Linked DNA regions of Homo sapiens: region 1 is linked to region 2. Evidence: chromatin contacts called from ENCODE Hi-C or POLR2A ChIA-PET data. All regions are on one chromosome and are shown on one strand. Each heading gives the region's core, a stretch centred on a gene start or an enhancer-like site at or near the end of the contact. The rest is flanking DNA. Distances are from core to core; before and after follow the strand shown. Region 1 overlaps LINC01350 (long intergenic non-protein coding RNA 1350). Region 2 has its middle 120 kb from the start of CBSLR.

Region 1 (6,349 bases), core at 1,360-3,859, 160 kb before region 2:
CACCTGTAATTTCTCTCCATCAGCAGTAGCTTTGTGAATAAAAATGAATTTTTACCCCATTTAGGAGAAAGTAAGAGACTAGGTACATGGAACTTAGGTTAACAAGAGAACTAAGTACTGATAACTGAGGAAGCTGAAGACAGTCAAAAGATTGCCTCAATAAGGAAGTTAAATCTTGTAACAGAAATGAAGAACTATCTAGAGATGTTATTAAAATTTCAGCATAGTGGAAAAGCCCCAGAAGAGTCTTTGGGCAAGTTAAAGATAAGCAGTTTCTTTCCAGACTAAAAATAGACTAGAGATGCAGTTTGATTGACAACAGCTAAGGATCATCAAGGAAGGTACAAAACGCTACTTAGGTTTTTATTAACATCTTTTAATGTTTTCTTAAGTTTGTTAATTTAAAAATAGTAACCATGTTTCATAATCAATGGTCAATGTTTCTACTTTGCTAAGTTAATAAAAATTACCTTTTTATACATTAATGTTAAAGTATGCAACTCTACAACATAAGGCATAATCCAGCACTCTTTGGCAAAATTTCTACTGGGAGGCAAAGCATACAGGATCACCTTTTGAGAATCAGTCTTTCAAATCCATAATTGAGCCAATGAAGGGGAGGCAAATGTTATGCAGATTAAAAGTAGAAAGAATTCCAAGCCTCATCAAAGGTTTATGTTTGCACTGTGGGTTTTTCTTTTTTTTGTTTTTTATTTTTTTGTTTGTTACATAAATATTGTTACCAGCAGAAAAGCAAACACATAAATAATGCGTAATTTATTTTTAAAAATTGATAACCAGGCAATTTTTTAAGGAATCTATAACAAACTCATATTTTTGAGAAATAAACATGTCTATATGTTTATCATACAGTTATTTCCATCTTTCTTTGCAGTCTTAATTTTTTAAATGCATTTTGCTTTACAATTCAACACTGAATTATTAGACTTTTGTTTGTGACTGCCAGTAATTCTGGTTGGTGTTGATTTAAGTAACAATATCAAAACACATTGCACTACAGCGGAACTAATAGGCCAAGTAGGACTACCCTCAAAATAATGATCTACAGGAATTATTTTTTGCCAAAGTTATTATTGCTTTTTAATGCTGAAAACCAAAACAAAGAAAGCAGGTGAAATAAAACGATAAGGTTTCAGTTATTACGGATAATAACAAAGGATTATTTCTAGGAAATGAATATTTGAGACAGATGAGCCAATTTGATAAGTAGCATTTCAATGTTCCTTTTTTATGAAAAATTTGTAGTAAAAACTCCTTCCACACCAGTCAAGGTGCTTATTTCACAAATTCTCTGGAGAAATATGGGAGTTGATACAAAGGAACTAAAGTACTTAACTGAAGCATTGTCATTAATTAAGAGGAATTGGCCGAAAGTCACACTTTTGCACTAAACAGGTCTTCCAAGCAAATGTATCTTTTAATATAGTACACATGAAAAAAATTATACCTAAGTCTGTGTCTCCTGAGGCACTTAAAAGTAGTATTGGGGACTCCAACAATTATTTTTAATGTTCCAAAATATCAAATGAAAATCACAGTTTTATCTTCGTTAGAATTGCTTGGGATGACTAAAACATCTGTTGCTTGTGGTTGGAATTCAGTCAGCTTGGTGCTTAAACAATGTGTAACTTTTAAGAATATTTTTATTTATAAATACTGAGAAATGATTTATAACATATTGTTTGTGGTTTAAGCAACAAAAATATTTCACGCTATGGGGTAGGGGAAAATAAAAAGGTCTCTGGGTAGAGCTCTGGGTGGTTCCTGCTCAACTTCAACAGCAAATGAAAACCTATAGCAGAAGCTGGGAGGAAAGATATATGTGATTCTCCAAACCCCAGGGGATTTGCAATCAATCACCAAGGAAATGGTAGAAAAGTAGAGATTTTCCCTGGAGTTCACAGATCTGGGATGGCAGGACCCCTTAGGAGCTGAAACCAACCTGTATAATGACCCTCAGTCTCCTTTTCATGAATGTGTATCATAGTTTCCAACAGCTTGAAGGCCAACAGTGAGATCTTACAAATTTTTGTTCTTTTTCAACAATTTTTAAATTAAATAAAATATATATGTGTATATGTCTGTATGTGTGAAAATATCTATCTCTATATAGAGATAGATATAAATATATCTCCAATCAGTGACTGGCATGGCATAAAACTTACAAAAAGATTTCTTCCATGTTTCTGCTTTAGCAAAATAATTCATTTTGATTACTCTCAAAAGAGTTAATGAGTTAATAAAATAATTTTTCTGCAAAGACTTTGAAAGTAATGTATTGCATGTTGAAGGGCAGAAATAAGAGAGTCAAATGCTACCCAAAGCAAGACCATGTCACCCTTCATATCCAGCTATCAATATCCACCTTCTCCATTGTTCTTATTTTTTACCCCTCATATCTTTATTACGTGATACTGGGTCTAGGACTCTGCAAATCAGCTTAACCTGCTGACTCCCTGTCAGCTTCTACCAATAGTGGCCGCTAGAGGGAGGTTAAATGGCAGACTCTTTGCTTTCTTCCTCTTCCTATCATCACCTGAGCAATAATAGCTCTGCATCCTGGGATGGGCAGTTGGCTTCAGTCTCCTCTTTTATTTTAGTATTCTAAGAACTAACCTGAATGTGCCCTCTTAGAGGTACAGGTACCAGCACTAGCTGGGAAGTCTTCCCAGCTCTTCTGAGCTCCTGAGGTACCAGCACGTGCTGGGCAGCAACCAGGCCTGCACCTCCTGTCCTCCACTCCCTGACACATAAGGTTCTGCATTATAGCTCTCTGAGCTGTGAAGATAGGACTTTGTGAGAGACTGGAAGTGAGAGAGAGAGGCAATGCAGACAAAGCTTAAGATTCTGATCTGGAGAGGCAGCAGCTTCTTATAGTCACTCTCTCTTTGTGACCTCAGCATCCCTTCTTTGGGTTTTTATTTCTCCAGTCCTGTTTAACCAACTTCTCATATTAAATTCTCACTGTTGAAATGCCCAATGCAGTTTCTGTTTTCCTGACCAGACTCTTATCGATATACCATATACCCAGAAAACACTTTCTTTTATTGTTTAAAAGAATCAGATGAACCAGCATCCACGTAGACTAAATCATTAATGAGTATAAATAAGCTCCTTAATGTATAGTTACAAGATACTGGGAAAATGACAGACCTAAAATCCAACCTGGCTCCTTTGGAGCTCTCTCTCTTCTCATTCAGCCATCATGCTCCAGCCACACTGGCTGTCTCTGAGGTCCTCAGATTATCCACACTTCCCTCCAGCTCAAAGTCCCCACACATGGTCTTCTCTTTGCCAAGAATACACTTCCTGACATTCAACTTGTTCACACCTATTCCTTTTTAAGATCTAAATTCATTTACCACTTCCTCAGGGGAACCTCCCCAAGACTTTCAGGGAGACACAGACATTTTTATGGCACCCTGTACTTCTGAAAAGATTAGTATTTAAATAAATAATTGGCTAATTAGTTATTAAATCCTAGAATGTAAATTCCCCTGGGGCAAAAACAATTTCTTGCTGTGCTTTAATTGACTCCCTTGCCCTCTGGCTCCCTGCTGGATTTGGCAGAGCAGAAACTATTTCTGTAGACTATTAGCTGTTTCATAACTGTTTCACCAGTTCCTTTAACTACATAGTAGTTAAATTACAAGTGTATAAAATATATTAATTATTGAACACTAACTATGTGCCAGGCATTGTACTAAACACACTGCATGTATTATTTCATTTAATCTTCCCAACAACTCTAAAAGATAGGTACTATGACTACACTGAACAGAGAAGGAGCCTAAGGCACAGCGATGGGAAGTGGCTTGAACAAGGTCGTACAGCTCACAAGTGATGGAGATAGGATTTCAGCCACTCTTACTCCAAGCCTATAAACGAGTGATGGTCTCATTGGGAAAACAAAGCTGATAGTCTCATTGGGAAAACAAAGCTTATACTTCACAGACAGGCAGCATAGGCTAAGTTTGAAAAAGCTAATGCAGACATTCTGTGTTACCAGAGCACAGAGAAAGGGCAAATCTCCAAGGCCAGGGTGATAAGAAAAGTTTCACAGAGTGGCTGGAATTTCAGCTGGACCTTGAAGGTAGGGCTGTACTAGATAAGGAGAAAGAAGGAAGGACATTTAATGCAGAGTAAACAGCCCAATAAAATGTCCTTCAACCCCTTCACCTTCAGGTGACCTTTAAAAGCAAAGAAAGCAATCTGGAAAATATTTAAATGTGTGTGTGTGTGTGTGTGTGTGTGTGTGTGTGTGTGTGTGTGTGTATGTGTTTTAAGGGCTAAGTTTCCTTTTTAAAAGGACTCCCTTTTCAACAGCCAAATAAGCACAGTTACCAATTTATTATAAAGCACTTCTAATCTGAAAGGGACAATCACAAAGAACCGCAAAACAGAGGGATATATGCCAAGGTACAGCTGAGCAAGTGGCAGGCTGCATCAGAGGGCACCAGGACATGATACCTACCATTGGCCACTGCAGATAAGGTGGAACAAAGCCACAGAAAAACTGGCAGAGCAGCATTTGTGCTGCAGAGCTAGGCAGGAAATTTGTCTTCCAAAACTGACACGGGGCTGGGACTCAGGATTCCTGAGCATTCTTAGGATAAAGCCCTGAATAAAAAGAAGGAATCAGGATTTAACTGACAAAATTATTCAAAGGCAGAGCCAAAATAACTTGCTTATAGAAATGGGTTAGGAAGTAGAGTTGTTACTATTAGCAAAGCATAGATGGAAATAGATTATGTTGAAGGATGGGCTTATAGAAAGTGACAAAGTTTAAGGCAGGACCAAAAGACACCTGGATCCAGCCTGATTTCCACCTTCACTTAGGAATAGTAGAAATTTCCTCATTAGCATGGTCCTTTATGGGTCCAGGCTCAAATAAACCAACCTAGGGTTTTCTTCTAGTAAGCCACCTTGATTTTGATATTTATTCCTTTACAAATGATAAAATTTGTCCTACCTTGGAGGAAAACTCATTATCTATTTTTGCATGGTTTTAAAATTTTTTTAATTTAGTTTTACTATTTTATATTAAGTTTAAAGAAACATAATTTCATTTTGATATTTTGTTAAAAAATTCTCCCAGACATTGGTATATGAAATATGATGTATGTACATAGTTCTATAAAAATGAAATTATACATTATATGTTGTTTTTTAAACTCCTTTTTCCACTCAGCAATATGTTTGGACGTCTCTCTATGACAGTAAACACATTTCTTCATCACTTACCATCTATTTTCAGAATGGGAAAATTGAAGCCCAGGGGACTAAAATGACTAATCAAAGCTCCAAAGGAAATCATTTAGAAAAAGCATTCATTAAACATCCATTTTTATGTAACACTACACAAAAAAAGTTAAAACCCATGTAGACCTTAATCAGCATGTATTTACTGTATAAGATAAACACAGAAGACCCACAAAAATTATAAAGCCTAGAAAAATCAGATACCTAAAAATACTCTTAAAGAGGTTTATGGTTTATAGAGCAGTTTTGGAGAAATCATTTGATTTTTCAAAACAATCCAGTGAATTAGCTAAATCTGTTTTTATTAATAAATAACATTGATAAGTGTCTTCCTGTCTATTATATAATTTCTACTTATAAAAATTCCTCATTCCTCTGCTCCCCACTCACAACAAACCTTATTAAGTAATTATTCAAAACATGCTATTTCTACTTCCTTATTCAAATATTCATCCTCCAACCTACCCCAATCTGGATTCCAACCTTATTACTTGACTGACTTCCACTTAGCTAAATCCAATAGCAAATTAGACTTTTCTGTCCTTATCTTTCTAAACCTTTCAGCAGGGTGCATTATCACCTTCTTCTGAAATCTTTCTCTTTCTTCTCTTGGTGTCCATGACACTACTTTCTCCTGGTTTATCTTCAGAATTACCAGCTGCTTTTTCTTACTTTCTTTTTCTAAATTCTACCCAATCTCTCAGTGTTTGAGTGCCTCTGGAATTTTTTCTGCTTTTCTCTATCTGTACTTTTGTCTAGTTATCTCCTCCAATCCAATGGCTTTAAAGGACACCCATATGCTGGTGACTACCAACGTTGTGTATCTAGCTTTAACCAATCTACAACCCAAGCTCCAGACTCATATTTCTGACAGCTGACTGAACAACTCCATTTGAATATCTAATAGAATCTCAAATTTACCAGATCTAAAATATCCTCTCCAACAATAAAATCTGTGTTTCTCTAGTTTTCATCAACACATTTAAAAAATTTTTTTTATTATACTTTAAGTTCTAGGGTACATGTGTACAATGTGCAGGTTTGTTACATATGTGTACATGTGCCA
Region 2 (6,525 bases), core at 1-2,500:
TGTCTTTATATATGTCCTGCTGGTCTTGTGTCTCTGGTTGAACCTTGACTAATGCAAGACATAAAATATGCAGAACAGACACTGACACAGTGCTTAGAAGGCTTTTGCTCCTATTTTTGTAGGTGATGGCAGTGGTAGTGGTAATAGTGATGGTGGTGTTATATAACATAAACTGGTGTTTTCCTATTCCTATTGGAAATTTTCCAATGTCCAGTATTCTGTCCCATTGACCCCATAAGTACATTCTTTCTTGTCAGATCATGTGACTCAATGTTTCATTCAAAAAAATGCAGCCACTAAAAATTCTTCACTTAACAGACAGAACAACTCACATTCCAACCCATGTCATATGATTTCCACAGCCCAGTAATTAAAACATGTCCCAGTAGAAATATGTGCTTTAGACAATCATTAGCTTGGAGAAATTTTTCATCCCTTGAGTATTAGAACAAATTCTACATTTACTTTTTTTTTTTTTTTTTTTTTGAGGTGGAGTCTCACTCTGCAGTCAGGCTGGAATGCAGTGGCGCCATCTCAGCTCACTGCAACCTCCATCTCCCAGGTTCAAGCGATTCTCCTGTGTCAGCCTCCTGAGTAGCTGGGACTACAGGTGCACACCACCATGACCAGCTAATTTTTGTATTTTTAGTAGAGACGGGGTTTCACCATGTTGGCCAGGATGGTCTCAGTCTCTTGACCTGGTGATCCGCCTGCCTCAGCCTCCCAAAGTGCTGGGATTACAGGTGTGAGCCACTGCGCCTGGCCTCTACATTTACGTTTATGTTTTTTTTTAAAGCCTAAGAATTATAGTATTTCCTTCCACTTGTTCTTGTATTTTCAACATTCTTTCAAATACATTAATTTTCACCTCTTCCTTTCTTCCTCTGCTATTTTCCACTTAACATGGCAGAATTATTTCAACTCCATGAAGCTATCTGCATACAGCAATTAATTCTCTGCTAATAGATTTATTCTATCTGTAACTGACACAAGTTTGTGGCAACAGCCACACAAGCAACTCTTAGACCTGATGACATCACATTTTCCACTGACCTAAATGTCTCATGCAAATTTGAAATACAAGATTGTTTTCACTTTTTTTTTCTAATAAGTCTCCATTACTTCATGACTACTTTGTCCTCCAGAAGTATGCTTTACTGGTTCATTTGACAGACACTTATCAAGCACCTGCTATGAGCAAAAAGAATGTGTCACCTCTCCTATTCTCATGGTGTTTTCAACATATATGAGAGATAAACACAAATAACTCTATTAGTTAGAAGATGTTGATAACTGTCATGAGGGTGGTTCAGACAGTGTAACAGTGATTCTGAGAAGTGAAATGTCACTTCTGGTTGATTGGGTGATTACATTGAGAATAGCCTAATGACAGCTTCTGAGATAATTCTTAGAATGTCTAGGATTTCAACAGGCTGACAAGGAAGTAAGAACCATTCCCGAGAATGAGAATAGCACATGAGCACTGAAAATGACTCATTTTATACATGAGGAAAGCAGACAAGAATTGGCCCAAGGGCATGCAGCTAGTCAGTCACAATAAGAACCTCTAGCTGGTGGACCTCTAGCTGAGGCCAGAAACCCCAAGGAAGCTCATATAACACCTTTCATCTGTAGCTTCTCCACTCCTTCTAGTTATAGTATGGGACAGAGACCTGAACTTCTGGGCCTTCCATGAAGAGGCCATCAAAATGAATTTCTCATGCTTTATTCCCTTTTAACTCAACCACTCTCAGAAGCCTAAGACCCTATCATTCATCCACCCATCTCCCTCCGGTCTGGATCCCATACTCCTCCATTCATTCCCCCCACCTTCTCTATCCTCTCCTTTACTGGGCTACTGGGGACTCCCAGTTGGTGTTCATCTTCTTTTCATAACTGAAACCTTTTCCTTCCTATAACCACAAGCAAGGGTTGCTTTTTTCTTAATAACCCATGAACCTAGAGCCTGGTTGATGTCTTCCTAGCTCCTAGTACCATTTTCAAAGCTTTCTTTTGCCTCTCCTTCTTTAAAATATCCAGCTCATATCATTAGACCACAATTCACTCACATCTCCCTCCTTGTGGATGGTATATATCAACCTCCTGACCACTCCTCCACTCACTGGTGACATTTTTTCCAGTCCATTACCTTCATGTCCTCACTGCCATCTGTGCCCAGACACCTGCTTGCATGCAAACTCCTTTAATTACTTTCTGCCCCTTCCCTCCTTCTGACTTCCCCAGAAAACCTTCAAACCTGATTAAATTTAACTCTGGCCAAATTCTTGTAACTGAATTTTGCTAAAGAAAACCACTCAATGCCACTAAATAGTTCCACCATAAATTCATGACTCAGAGTCATGAATGGATATTTGACACTTCCCCAGTGTGCTTGTTTTCCAGCTCTCATAGACAGCTATTTTATTCTTTCTCTTCCTCAGACATCTCTGTCTCATCCCAGCTGTTGAACTTACCTCCTATTTTCCTGAGAAATTAGAAGCAATTTAAATGGAGTTACCTTATCTTCTCATCACCAAATCTATATATCTCCTTTCTTCTGTGCGTCTGCTTTCTACCTTCTTTCCTGAAGTTACTAAGGTAGATGTGTCCTTTCTTCCAAAAAAGCCCACCTACTCTACTTAGATCTCTGAATCTATGTTCTCCCACTACTTTGCAATTATACCCTCTCTGTCCTATATCACTGTATTTCTCCCATGCTTCTGAATCAGTTGCATCAGATCTAGTTTCTCTATTTAGAAAAATCACCCTCCCTTGACCCAATATGCTATCTAGTTATTACCCCATTTCTTTCCTTCTCTTTATAGCAAACACCTCAAAAGAATAACTCTATCTCCTGTCTCCACTTTCATACCTCCCAGTCTCATCTCAACCACTCCAATCAAGCTTCCATGTTCTTGTTGAGTTCGCCAATGACCTCCATGCTACCAAATTCAATGGACACATCCTGTGCCTTCGTCATGCTGAACTTCTTAGCAACATTTAGTGTTACTGACCACTCCTTAACTTTCTGAAACACTTTTCTCTCCCCAGAAGAATGTCGCCCCACTGTCCTAATTTTCCTCTTACCTCACTGGTCTTTTCCTCTTCAACTCCTCCTTTACTACCTACCTCTGAACTTTGGAACAGTCTTGGATTCTCTTCTTTTTCTCTACTTACATTTGTTTCCCAGGTGACCTCATCTGAGTCTCTGGTTCCAGTCACTTCCACCATCAGAGTACAGATTCTTGGCTGGGCCTCATAGTGCTTAAAGGGACAAGCAAGGATGAGCCCAGATGGGAATTAGGCTGCACTCAACCAAGTGTACTCCCCACCAAAATTAACGGGGTTCCCAAAGTCACATCCTGAGGCTCATTCACATACTCGCTTCTCCCTATGCAGTGTTTTTTTTCCCAGGACAGGGCATCACACAGACTTATCCAGAGCCATCCTTTGTGTTGAACTTCCATGGTCCCCACTCTGAAGCTGTGAAATCCCTCCTTCTTCCTCTCCCAAGTCTGCTTCCTGTCACAGAATGAGTTAACTCCTTTCAGAGCGCAGTCCCCACAACCACCTCTTGTTTACACAGACCTCCTGATTCTGCATCCAAGATTTTTTTACACTGTCATATCCTTGCTTATACATTAAATTCCATTTTATGCTACCCTGTATATATGTTGTTTGCATGAAATTCTTATCCTCTACAACAAACCACCTTCCAAAAAATAATCGACCATTCATTCCTATGTGGCCCCATAAAATGCCAGCAGGGAATGCCATGTGGCACAGAGAAATTTATTTCTCCAAACAGGTAAAACAAAAAGCTTGGTTTAACAATAATAAGTACTTTATACTTATGCATACAAACAACACCAAAAAATCATATTTCTTTATTCTTGTTTTCCTTTGCAATAGTCCATTACTATGTCATATTTCAAAACAAAAGCTAGTTCCATAGGAAGGAAAAACAGATTAAGTAATACAATGAAGAAAGGAATAATGTGTTTAAGGTTTGAATGTGAAATCTTATGTAGCTTTTCCAAAAATACCAATTTGGCTGGCACTTTACTATCTTTAATCCTGAGCATGAAATTTAAACTTCTATGGAGATAAAACTATATTACCCATAAACGAAACAAGCAAAACAGTGATCCCTTCCTGATTGAACTCAGGATGAATTTCTCTTGCAACACTTTTCACATTTGAGTAATGTACTTTTTTCTCTAGCCATTTTAAAATAGATTAGATTTGAAGCTCTCAAGGAGTCAAGTGACAACTAAACTAAAATAGGGTAGGAAGAAAGGTCTCATTTCACGTTCCTCAAAGCATATTCCACTGACAATTAGTGCATTGGATAGTAATAATGTTTATGACAAAGCCTATACTACTTTTGTTTGGGTTATGAATTATTTATTTATTACCTTTAATGAAAACCAGACACTGCCTCATTACTGTCCCATCCAAGAATTTGTCTTGCAATGAATTCTGGCAATATCTATTTTTCCCCCATTAGAGTGGTATGCATTTTAAAAATTAGAAGTGATATGATTAGGTGATCTGTTCAGGTCAATGTTTCTAGGACTATAAATTTATGGTTAGTAGGTGCCAATTCATGTTATTAGAAATTTGGAGACTATATAAGAAAGAAGTACTGGAGCAGTCAGATTCCTGAGTCTTACTGACCATCATTAAATTAGGAACATAGGAAGGGGCCACAAAACAGCTTTGTTCCAACCTTGAGTGCCTTAAGAGCTCAGGAGAGGTAGACATGTATTATTAAATACCGTATCCATTTCATATTTAATCTTTGTGTTCAAGGAATACTCTTGAGCTAATGGTTCAATCAGATAGTGCACTATGATAAGGGCAGGAATGAGCTTGGGTGGCATACACGTTTGGAGTTAGGTAGACCTATATTTTAATCTCAACTCCACCTTAGACCTTACGTGACTTCGGACAAATGGAATAATCTCTTAGCTTCAATTTATCTTTCTGAAAATCAAAAGGCTAATACATAACCTCAGTAAGCCTGTAGTTTGGATTTCATGATGTAAATGTATGTACAGTGCCTGGTTTCTCTCTTTTTTTTCTTTTTTAGCCTGGAGCTCCTTCCTGCCAGTCCTAAGGGTGGGTCCCTGGGTACAGTAAGCAGAATTGAGGTCATACAGGTTCAGCCTTTGACCTCTGGCGATTGGGCCCAATGGAACAGCAGGTACAAAAGTCCAAATGCTCTCACTTCAGGTATGGCCAGTGCTCAGCCAGGCTGCAGCAGGTGGATGGGGCACCATGGTTCTCTTTTGGTGAAGAGTTCACCATGGTAGTGTTTCTTCTCAGGCAGCTGCTATGACCATTTGATGATTCTAGCCAGGAACTGCTGCACCCACCACTCCATCCAGGCCAATGGGCACAAATCTGTGCAGCAGGGGCTAGGGTTCTTCTCCATGCACTGCATAGGCCTTGGCTCACTCTCCTGGCTGGGCCACCATCTGGCTGCAGTTCCACCTGCTGCCAGGCTTCAGACACCCAGTGAACATTCTCCCCATGGGTATAGTGCCTGGCTTCTAACAAGAGTTAGTTCCCTTCCCTTGAACAATTTCACATCAGGAATCAGTGGTAGATACCATCATATCACAACTGCTCACTGATTCTCTTAGGTATTCAGTAGAGTATTAGCCTATTTGTTGCCTCTTTAGAGACAAAAAGATTTCTAGGGCTTTAGAACTCAATGATAAGCCAATCTCCATCTAATGATCCATTTCACAGATAGAACTCATGGCTCACAAATGGTTTTGTTAACTAAGATAATAAAAATATTAAAGCCTTTCTATAACAAAGTAATGTCTGTGGGCCCAGCTACATTTTTTAATTAGACGTAGATTTCTAACACTCATTGAGTTCACTAATGCATATGCTCCAGAACAAAGGCAGGGGATTTTTTTTATTATTATTAATGCAGAATAGACAAGACTAAGAGTACACACAACAACAATATTTCTGCGGGGGCTGAAGTTTGTCAAATTTATTAAAAGGTTAAAAGTGCTCTATGCTTTAGACTCAACAAATAATATATTCCAATGAAATAATCATGGTTGTGCACAAAATTTTACCTATAAAAGTGTTCAAAATGCTACATTTGTAATAATAATAAAAAACTGAAAACTAGTGCTCCAAAATAGAGGATTGCTAATTAAATTATGTTATATCCATACAACAGAGCTGTACACAGCCATCAAAATGATGTTGTAGAATACTGGCAGAGTGTTATAGAATATTGTTGTAGAATAGATATTGTAGAAATACATTAATAGTTAGTTAAGTGAAAACAAGCTATAAAATGCTATGAATAGCATTCTTCCATAAAGAAAGACAAGGAAGAGAAGGAAGGAAGGGAGGGAGGGAGGGAGAGGGAAGAGAGGGAAGAGGGGGAAGAAAAAAAAACAATATTAATAGTAGTTTACTCTGGACAGTAGAAATTTGGGTGTTTGTTTTTAATTTGCTTTTCTTTTTATACTTATCTGTTTATTACAA

The links. A loop is a pair of places that touch in the nucleus more often than their neighbours do. ChIA-PET counts read pairs that join two places held with the same protein, here RNA polymerase II (POLR2A). Pooled maps may share reads with other maps.
Region 1: a loop to region 2 is called in a map of Calu3, with 5 times the contacts of the local background. The contact joins two enhancer-like sites. A Hi-C loop is called at or near these places in 5 of 168 maps with a recorded cell type or tissue (B cell, CD8-positive, alpha-beta T cell, Calu3 and 2 more), 1 of 37 single-sample maps with no recorded cell type and 6 of 50 pooled maps. POLR2A ChIA-PET finds 5 or more read pairs at or near these places in 2 of 52 experiments (T-cell and activated naive CD8-positive, alpha-beta T cell).

Annotation. Positions count from the first base shown.
Region 1 is chr1:185,592,416-185,598,764 of GRCh38, reverse strand. The region is part of intron 2 of LINC01350 (long intergenic non-protein coding RNA 1350); the gene reads left to right. The region is part of intron 1 of LOC107985239 (a long non-coding RNA gene); the gene reads right to left. Among named protein-coding and RNA genes, the nearest start is that of LINC01350, 33 kb to the left of the region's middle. Within about 2 kb of position 2,609, at least 3 of the 41 ENCODE cell types and tissues checked have a DNase peak (open chromatin) inside an H3K27ac peak, as active enhancers do.
Region 2 is chr1:185,434,861-185,441,385 of GRCh38, reverse strand. It overlaps the pseudogene MCRIP2P2. Among named protein-coding and RNA genes, the nearest start is that of CBSLR, 120 kb to the right of the region's middle. RefSeq lists an enhancer at 1,320-1,369. Within about 2 kb of position 1,250, at least 6 of the 41 ENCODE cell types and tissues checked have a DNase peak (open chromatin) inside an H3K27ac peak, as active enhancers do.